Linked DNA regions of Homo sapiens: region 1 is linked to region 2. A link is an interaction called in ENCODE POLR2A ChIA-PET data of the cell type or tissue named here. Cell type or tissue: OCI-LY7. All regions are shown on one strand. Region 1 overlaps SIK3 (SIK family kinase 3). Region 2 overlaps SIK3 (SIK family kinase 3).

Region 1 (5,000 bases), 84 kb after region 2:
TGCAGGTGGTCAAGGGTTATATTATCCAAGACTTCTTACAGGAAACCAAGCAGCTGGTGAGATCCTCATTAAATTCTCTACCTTCTTCTCTGCCTATCCCAGTTCTCTCTGTAGTGAAATTCTGCTTTCTTTGTCAAGTCTTTCCCAGACTTTTTCTACCTCTTCTCCTGTAGGTGAAGGTCATTCACCATCCTCTGTCTGTTGTTATACCTGGTACATAGCTCCATTGCTTGTACTTCCAATGCTGCATTGTTTTCAGTTCCACACATCTTTTTTCCTTTTTAGACTGTGATCTCCTTGAAGTTTAGGCTGTGTCTGATTAATCCTTGTAGCTCCAGCCACACCCAGCTCCTTTCATCACACTCCCTCGTTAGGCATGGCTTGAATGCTCTTTGAGTACAGCTGAAATTTATCTCCCTGTGCCTTTCTCCCGTGGGTCCTCATTTTAACACCTGAAACAGCTTCAGATAAAGTTACTTTTATGCCAGCCATTTATACATCTGAATAATCTGCCACGTATGGCTCCAAACAGTCTTTATTTCTCTGAGCTAAACATTTTTACTTTTGTAATTTTGTTTTCCTGATTTTTTCCTCAGTAAGTACTGTATATGTTCCCTTTACCTCTCTGGTGCATAGAATCTTAGAATGTTAAGATTTGGAGAGGACTAGAGTTTGACTAGTCTAGGTTCTTCATCTAACCAGTATTGCTTCCATACTGATTACATAATTGAAACTGAGATATAGACATATTTTGGAGCAACACAAATATTTTAAGTATTTCACTGAGGAAGTTTAGATTTAGTAAATTTTTAAAAGTCCTTCATCGTTCATTCTTCATTAAAATGTATTTGCTGATGAGTATCTTATTAAAAGGGGGCACATTGGAAAGATATGTTTTATGATGCAGTGCATGTATGCTAAAGAAAGATCTTCAGATTCTTATAACATTCTTATTAAGAATTTGATTCTAAAGCCAAGCTACCTAGGCTTCAATCCTGCACCTGCCACATACTAGGTGTAAATTACTTAATCTTGGGTTAATTACTTAATCTCTGTGTGCCTCAGTTTCTGTATTTCTAAAGCAAGGTTAATGATAAGGTGGGTGTTAGGAGGTTTAAATGAGTTAGTACTTCCAAACCACTAAGAGTTATGCCTGGCCCATAGTAAACATTTCGTATATGGTAGATGCTGCTACTGCTGCTGCCACCACCATCACTGCTACTATTATTATTATTATTGAGTTCTACAAGCATCTGGTGAGATGTGTAAAGCCCCTGTGAAAGTTCTCATAGAACCTTAGTAAGACACCATGTATTTATGATACAAGCTTCTTGCCTTTTTAAAAATTTTTTATTTTATTTAAAGCTTCTTGTCTTAATGAGAGACCCTGTATACCACTCTGCACTGAAACATGATTTGACCCAGACCGTAACGACATCTATGGAGTAATAAAGTATTTTTTCATAGGATTTTACCGTATAAGCAATTGAAGAAATGGCAGAAGACCCATTAGCTTTTGGAGTCTGTTCCTTTGAGACCAACTTGCTAGGAATCCATTTCCTATCTTTTTAAAAAGAGTAAATTAATTTTCCTCATTGACATTCTGTAAACAGAATACTGGCAGCTTATATTTTATGGAACGTAATGTTTTAAAGTGAACCTAATTTTTCTTAGTAAACTGCTTTTAATAATGCATCAGAGTAATTTTTTTCCCTCTGTTGTCAGGTTGCTATCAAGATCATAGATAAGACCCAGCTGGATGAAGAAAACTTGAAGAAGATTTTCCGGGAAGTTCAAATTATGAAGATGCTTTGCCACCCCCATATCATCAGGCTCTACCAGGTAGGATCATTAGTGTATAGCAGATAGCTGCAAAGAACCCAGAATATTGTATGTATGGCTCCCTTTGAAGAAATGTGGGTGGGTGAACATCTGTGACTTTTTTTGTTTCTATGTTAATCCTGCTATCTTTCCTACCCTTCTGTTTACGCGCTCAGCACTTAGTATCCTCAAGTTTCCCCTGGCCATTTACTAGTACGTTTTCCTTACCCAGGTAGGTCTTTTTAATTTGTTCTTTAAAATTTGATGCCATTCTTAGCAACAACTACACAAAATGTTAATTCAGAAGATGATGAGAATTTATTTTATTTAGTTCAGAGTTCTAACACAGGATGGGAAACTCAAAAAGAAGAGAATTTAGAGAGGTGAAAAGTTAGAGATGAATATAACATTTTTTTAATAGCATTATTTGAATACTAGTTTCTGTGATCATGTTATAAATTGTTATGGCAAAGGACTGCTTCTTGGATCAATCAAAACCTACCTCTTTTCTATTCTAATAGGATTGTAGACTTAGTTTTCCAAGGTAGTAATTATTTTGATAATCAAGAGACCAGATCAAGTGACCAGATCTCTCCAATAGGAGAGATTTCTATTTTAGTTTTTTTTTTTTTTGGTCTTCCCAAGAAACATGCATATTTCATGCCATCATCAAAATGATTCCCTAGCATAACTACAAAAGCAGTAAATCTGATGGCTGGAATTTCAAGCGGGATAGGAGGAGAGGACCTTGCCTTAGCAGGCTGGTGAAAGAGATATTTTGGGAGAGGTGGGGCTTCGGGATGCTTCTCAAATTGCAATGTGTTGGCAGCCGAGAACTTTGCCTCTGCATAGGCCCAACTCTACTTGCTGCTTTCTGCCAGAACAGCCATCTCTTAGTTCTGAAGGACGTGGCCACCCACTTGGTTATTTTGCTGCTGTTAGTCTGCAGTAAATGGTTACTGGCCCAGACATAGGACCATGTGTAAAAGTGGAGAAAGTACACCCAAGGCTCTATGGGCAAGCTTTCGTAGCCTCTTAGTTTTATGGAAAAGAAAACATGTTGTGATATTAACATGTGTGGTTAAAACTACAGCGTTAGAGCTCTTCCCTGGCATCAGCTGCTCACATAATGAAATTAGGTCAACAGGAGCAGACCTGTTGAAATTTATCAGCCTAAATTATGTTGAACAACGCCTACCTTCTGCCCCACAAGCAAACTTATGAAAGCTTCCTGGTGCTGCCTGAAGACCTATATCTGTGAGCTCACAGGTGTCTAACCTCAGCTTCCTTCCTATCCTGATGGGCTGAATAAATTTCTTGACCTTACCTTTTAAAATAAATCATCTTTAAATAATTGTGGGGCTTAGGCTGACCTTTCTCAAGAGGTTGACTTATAGCTATTACCCTTGTAACTGAATTCTGCAAGTTTGCCTGTCTTACCCAAGATTAGCCTATGAGGATTTCCACAGGTCCAGTGCTAGCTTTGAGCAGTGCCTTCTTTCAAGCTTTAATTTTGCTTTCTGGCAGCTGGGTTTTTTAAATTTTATTTATTTATTTATTTATTTATTTTTGAGACGAAGTCTCACTCTGTTGCCCGGGCTGGAGTGCAGTGGCATGATCTCTGCTCACTGCAGCCTGCGCCTCCTGGGTTCAAGTGATTCTACTGCCTCAGCCTTCCAAGTAGCTGGGATCACAGGCATGTGCCACCACGCCCAGCTAATTTTTGTATTTTTAGTAGAAACGGGGTTTCACTGTGTTGGCCAGGCTGGTCTCGAACTCCTAATCTCAAGTGATCCACCCACCTCGGCCTCCCAAAGTGCTGGGATTACAGGCGTGAGCCACTGCGCCTGGCCGGAACTGAATTTTTAATTGTATTTAGTTTTAATTAATTTAAGTGTAAAACTAAAAATAATTTTAAAAAGAATTGTTGAAATGATAGTATTTTGGATATATTGGGGTAAATAAAAAGTAGTATTAGAATTATCTTCACCTTTTCCTTTTTCCTTTTTAAATGTGGCTACTAGAAAAGTTAAAATAATATATGCAGTTCATATTATATTTCTATTGGACAGCACTGTTGTAGAAAGATATACAATAAGCAGAGAACAGTGTTCCTCTGGGGATTGAGATGGAGGAGATTGGGAAGAGGAAAGCCTTTGGTCTTTTGTTTTATAATGAGTGTATGTAATCATTATTACTTTTAAAAATGTTTGATGGAAAATGTAAAAAGGAAGAAAGGACTGACAACATACTACAATGAATTTTAAAAAGGAGCAACAAAGGGACCAAGACAAAACACAAATCACTTACGTTACTTTAAAAGGTTGAGTATTTTAAATTACTGTTCTCTTTTTTTCAAATAAATGGGCAGTGGAAAGGAAAGTTGTCATTTCTATAAAAAAAAGAAAGACATATGTGATTTCTGTGGCGTTCTTATGTGACTCCCATTATTTTCCCCAAAGGCTTCTTTTTGCTTTAGTTTTTTTTTTTTTGATTTGATAGGGCATTTTTGTGCTTCAGATGATTGATGTTGAATCTGAAGTTTAAGTTTTGGTTCTTGACAACTTCTTTGCCTCTCAGTTTTATGGAGCTTAAGAGATTGCAGAGACCTCATGGAACATCAAAAAGCCTATCTCTCTCAAGCAATAAATGTTTCCTACTTTTAAGAACTTGGAGGAATATCTAATTTTCCCTTTCTTCTTAATAACATTTATATTTGTTTCCCCAAAAATGTTTTAAATTTTCTTTAATCTATAGTGGTTATTAATATTTCAAATGAGAAAAGAGGAGTCATTAGTTTATCTTCCTGTATCAGCCTGTCATTTGTGTCACTGTCTGTCACTTTCCTGCCTTTGCACCAGGTTATGGAGACAGAACGGATGATTTATCTGGTGACAGAATATGCTAGTGGAGGGGAAATATTTGGTAAGTACATTTATTGCATTCTTTAAACAGCTATTGAGCACACTATGGCAAACCTAAAATAGCTGTTCAGTGCCTTTGTCACTTGAGCAGCAGTCACTTGATGCTGTTCTTCAATCCTGCCATTTTCTATCAACAAAGGCATTTTAATTTGTTTTGATTAATCTAGTAAAATCCCTTTAACACATTTGTTTCCTTAGCAAAGGTGTTTTGTTTATTTCAGTCAGGCGCTGACAGTTGAGATTAAAGATCTCCAA
Region 2 (5,000 bases):
AGCTGTTTTGGGAACTCTTGTGGGCATATCTTGGTTTTAAAAGAAGAAAAAAGATTTACTGATTTAAGAGGTATATAAACGCAGCTTGCTGACAGTAGCTTTTGATTTTATTGGTTCAACAGATATCATTGTTGCACAATACATAATCTTTCACTGTGGCAGCTAATGAGATACAAAACTGCATAATTGCACCAACAGTTATTTTCCTTATAGAATTTGGCGGCTACTAAGTAAACAACTTTTAAAATTTATCTTAATTGGTTTAGTTATGTGCCATCATTGAATGAGTCTTAACATTTTCCTTCACGCTGTTGCACTCCACATTCTTAGTTGAACAGAGAAAGATATTATTTTAAGGGAGGGCTTGATCTTTTAGCATTTTAGCCAGTTGGCTTTTCTTAATTAGGATGATTACTCATATTTAGATGAAATCTAACTGAGAAACCACAGCAAAATGCTTACTGAAAACATTCGGGTAGTCAGTGTGGAGGAAAGACTCCTGGAAAATAAAATGTCTCAAGGTTGTTTTGAAGTTTATCCTCATTGTTTTTATTTATCCTTATGTGTGTTAAGTATACGAGGATTCCTGGTTGTACTGGTATTTTGGCAAAGTCCTGTACTGTTCCTCAAATGCTTCTAATGCAGACACTGACTTTTAAGAACCAGACACATGTAGATGTGCAGCGAGACAACACTCTGGCCTTTAACCATTGTGCCTCCTTTCTTACCTGCGAATTGCGTTTACTAGCGTATTTCACATTTCAGCCAATAGATCTAAAGAATACAAATGAGAACATATAGGACCTGTCTGCAAATAGGTTTTAACTTCCAGAGATTAGAAGTAGCTGTTGAGAGCACTGTGGGTTTAGTGAGAAAGAGTGCTTTGGCAGAATGGGCAGTGTCTACTGTAGGCTAAAAATGGGGGAACTATAGCATATCATGAGCCTTCTGTAACCCTCGAAGTCAGTTATTAGCAGTTGAACATGCTCTTTGGTCATAATGGCAGTCCCCAGGCTCCAGATAATAATTTGAGCAGGGAGCTGGGAGAAATAAGGAGGACATGAGTACATGGGACAAAAGTGGGCCAGTAAAGGGAAAATTACATATGAATGGAAGAATAGAGAATGGAAAATGGTAAACTGGAGAGAAAAAGATGAAAAAGACATGAAAAAAAAGAGTAGGGATAAACGGGCTCTACCTGTTTCCTTTTCTGATCAGTAAAGGAAAATACTTCTTGAAATCCTTAGGGCATCTTTGGACAAGGAAATCAGAAGTAATTCAAATTGTATTGTTGTCAGAGTTTAGTCTTAAAAGTTGTGTTGCCAGGTAGAAAACAAAGCATGATAATCATTTATAGAACTCCTTTAGTTGGTTTACTTGCCTCTTAGGGTAAAAACAAAATTAGACTTCCAGAGTAGTCTGTGATCTTGGAAAAGTCTTTCTGAAAAATGATTATAGAACTGTTAAGACATCTCCCATCTCATCTCATATGGCATCATACTTTTCCCAATTATTTTCAGATATTTTAGCATCAAAGTTTTCTAGAATGAGTTTTGTAGAACACTAGTATCCCTCATTGCTTAAATATATTAGGAGGAAAAGGATTTTTTTTATTAAATAAGTTTGGGAATATATAGAGTGGACAAAATTAGTTTTAAAATTACAGGTCATTTGAGAGGTCTTGAAGTACCAGTGTCTTGTGGATCCCTGAAGGGCTAGATGAGGGTGGGGCATGTAGCCTTTCTCAAATTTATGTGACTACCATACAGTTTGAGGAAAGCTGGTCTATATAAATGCATTACCTGTGAAACCTGGCTTTCTTCCACATCTCCTCTGACTTGCTTTGCTATTTTTTTCCCCATCTCTTACAGTACTTCCTGCTATCCCCCAAATTGGGGGAATTCTTTCTTTTTTCATTTTAAAATATGATATTCTGGAGATCTGAATTCTCTCTTTTTACATTTTTATATGTGTATTCCACTTTGAGCAATATTAATACTAGCTTACATTTTAAAATACGATATTCTGGAGATCCAATGTATAACATGAGGGCTATAGTTAATAATATTGTATTGCACTGGGATTTTTTTTGAGAGTAGATTTTAGTTGCCCTTGCTAAAAAAAAAAAAAAAAAAAGGAGGCAGGTAACTGTGAGGTGATGGATAAATTAATTTGCTTGACTATAGTAACCATTTCACTATATATAAGTATATAAAAACATTGTGTTGTATACCTTAAATATATACAATGAAAAAGAAAAGAAAAGAAAATATGATGATAGTATTTATATGTGAACTCTTTATTTGGATCTTTAAGTTTCTGGATAATCTGGTCCCTAATCTTATCTACATTCCCAGGTTTATTCATCACCAGTCTTCCATGGTAAGTCTTCACTTGAGCTCAATTTACTATTCCATGATTATATTCTGTATGTGGAATGTTCTCCTCTACTTTTTGTATTATGGTCTGGCTCAAGTGCACCTTTTCCATGAGACCTTCCCTGATATCTTTAGCTAGAAGTAATCTCTTCCTTGGCACATCTGTAGCATTTATGTACTAATACCTATAGTGTTATTTACAGATTTATTTGTGGTTATTTATGCACATGTCTTAGATTTCGAGCTTCAGAAGAGAGGGAATAGCATGCCATATCACCCAGAAGCTTGTAGCTTAGCTATTGCCTAGTAACATTATTAACAGAGTAATAATGTCAGCTAACATTTGTTGTTTACTATAATAAATGACGAGCACAGTTCTAAATGCTTTAGATAATTAATGTAGTGAAGAAGTAGAGTAACTTACTCAGTCACATGCTCAGTTAGTGATGGCGCCAGGATTTGAACCTAAGCATTCTTCTGCTCTTTATCACTATACAGTACTGCTTGCTATGATAGGTGCTCAGTGAGATTTGAATGAACAAATGAGCAGACAAGGCTTTGAAAAAGAGGGCCCATCATCTGTGGCTCAAGCTCATAAGGCACTTTCTTTTCCCCTTTTCAAAGCTGACATTTATCATTTATCTAGCCATGTAATGTTTTCAGTGACTAAGAACAATTAGCTAGAGTTCAGGTGGGCTGTGGGAGTGGTAGAGATGAGTGTGTGGGGAAATGTGTTTAGTCACTGTGTTTATTTTATTTATACACTAGAACCTGCTGCTATCCTTGTTGAAGAAATAGTGGTGAGTCCAGGCTTTGGAGTCAGGAAAACCTGGATGGGAGTTTCAGCTTCTTCATTTATTAGCAGTTTGGGCAAGTTTCTTAACAGTTGTAAACCGTAGTTTTCTTCTTTGTAAAATAATAGTAACTACTTCTTTAGTGTCTATGTGAGGATTAAATCAGATGATCATGTAAAGCACTTAGCTATAGTACCTACTACATATTAAGTGCCCAACAAATGTTACTTATGATACAATAGGTTTTACTTAACATAAAATTAACTCCTAATTTCTTAAAAAAATATGTCTTTTGAATGTGGACCTTTCGATTTTAGTCAGCTAAAGCATTAAGTCTGTTTTCTTCCACTCCCTCAACTTCATAGTAACATGTCTGTTTATAATATGCAGTGAGAATTGTAGTGTACATTGCACCATTTATACACTGCAAACATCATACATTAGTAACAAGTCTGTCATGAACTGAGTTAATTGTAGGGTTTGTTCTGAACATTTTCTTGCCAGGCATGGTGGCTTACGCCTGTGATCCCAGCACTATGGGAGGCTGAAGTGGGAGGATCACTTAAGTGAGTTCAAGACCAGGGCAACATAGCGAGACCTCACCTCTACAAACAAACACAATTAAAAAAATATATTTTTTCATTGTTGAGCTTTATTTTCGGTGTTTGTAATATGAAGACAATAGGTATCTTTTTATTTATCAAATAAGGTTTATTAATTATGCTTTTTCTTTTAAATGACAGCCTTGAGTCAACTTTTTCTGTCTTTGTGCTAAGAATTACAGTAGTCTCAACGTAGAGCCGAGGTGATTCTGATCTAAAGATGCTCCGTGAATGTGCGATATTTCTTTTTCTTTTTTTTTTGAGATGGAGTCTCACTCCGTCGCCCAGGCTGGAATGCAGTGGCACAATCTCAGCTCCCTGCAGCCTCCGCCTCCCAGGTTCAAACAATTCTCCTGCCTCAGCCTCCCGAGTAGCTGGGATTAGAGGCACACACCACCATGCCTGGCTAATTTTTGTATTTTTAGTAGAGATGGGGTTTCACCATTTTGGCCAGGATGGTCTTGATCTCCTGACCTCAGATGATATGCCCGCCTCCGCCTCCCAAAGTGCTGGGATTACAGGCATGAGCCACTGCGCCTGGCCGCATGTGGGATATTTCGAAGAATCTTAGCTTTGATGCATCTGTGGGGAAGAAATGAGTGATTATTAACAAAGGTAAAAGGAGAGGAGAGTCATTGCAAATAAAGAATCTTGTAGCGGCCAGGTGCGGTGGCTCACACTTGTAATCCCAACACTTTGAGAGGCCGAGGAGGATCACCTGAGGTCAGGAGTTCGATACCAGCCTGGCCAACATGGTGAAACCTCGTCTCTACTGAAAATACAAAAATTAGCCAGGCGTGGTGGCGGGTGCCTGTAATCCCAGCTACTCTGGAGGCTGAGGCAGGAGAATCGCTTGAACCTGGGAGGCAGAGGCTGTGGTGAGCCGAGATTGCACCACTGCACTCCAGCCTGGGAGACAGAGCGAGACTCTGTCTCAAAAAAAAAAAAAAAGTATCTTGTAGCAGTTTATTCTAGGCCAGAGCCACAGTTTGTGTTGATTTGGCTAGAAATTATTAAAGTTGGTATTCTGTGAAATTTTGTTTGAGTGGTTCTTTGTTTGGTTGAGCGGGTTCAGATGAGGCTGAGAAAACAGGAAGATTGTGCTTGGAAGAGGGGGAGAAGGCTTCCTTAGGCCAAGGCAGGTCAGTCATTCTATAAGGAGAGTCTCTATACAGGATGTTTCTGCTTTTAAAAATATGGTCTGATATGCAAATTCACTTATCTAG

Evidence for each region. ChIA-PET counts read pairs that join two places held together with the same protein. Peaks named below come from ENCODE experiments on the same cell type or tissue, not always from the same donor. Only the 100,000 strongest peaks of a DNase experiment are listed, where the experiment ranks them.
Region 1: POLR2A ChIA-PET joins it to region 2 with 7 read pairs; 5 of 35 experiments call an interaction of 5 or more read pairs at or near these places.

The regions. Positions count from the first base shown.
Region 1 is chr11:116,953,790-116,958,789 of GRCh38, reverse strand. SIK3 (SIK family kinase 3) reads left to right here. Exons shown (of 25, transcript NM_001366686.3): 2 at 1,726-1,842; 3 at 4,683-4,746. Among named protein-coding and RNA genes, the nearest start is that of APOA1, 120 kb to the right of the region's middle. In OCI-LY7, no CTCF peak of the experiment used is centred here; DNase peaks (open chromatin) are centred at 3,079 and 4,699; H3K4me3 peaks cover 2,459 bases; H3K27ac peaks cover 5,000 bases.
Region 2 is chr11:117,038,085-117,043,084 of GRCh38, reverse strand. All of the region lies in intron 1 of SIK3 (SIK family kinase 3), which reads left to right. Among named protein-coding and RNA genes, the nearest start is that of SIK3, 58 kb to the left of the region's middle. In OCI-LY7, no CTCF peak of the experiment used is centred here; a DNase peak (open chromatin) is centred at 4,964; H3K4me3 peaks cover 674 bases; H3K27ac peaks cover 826 bases.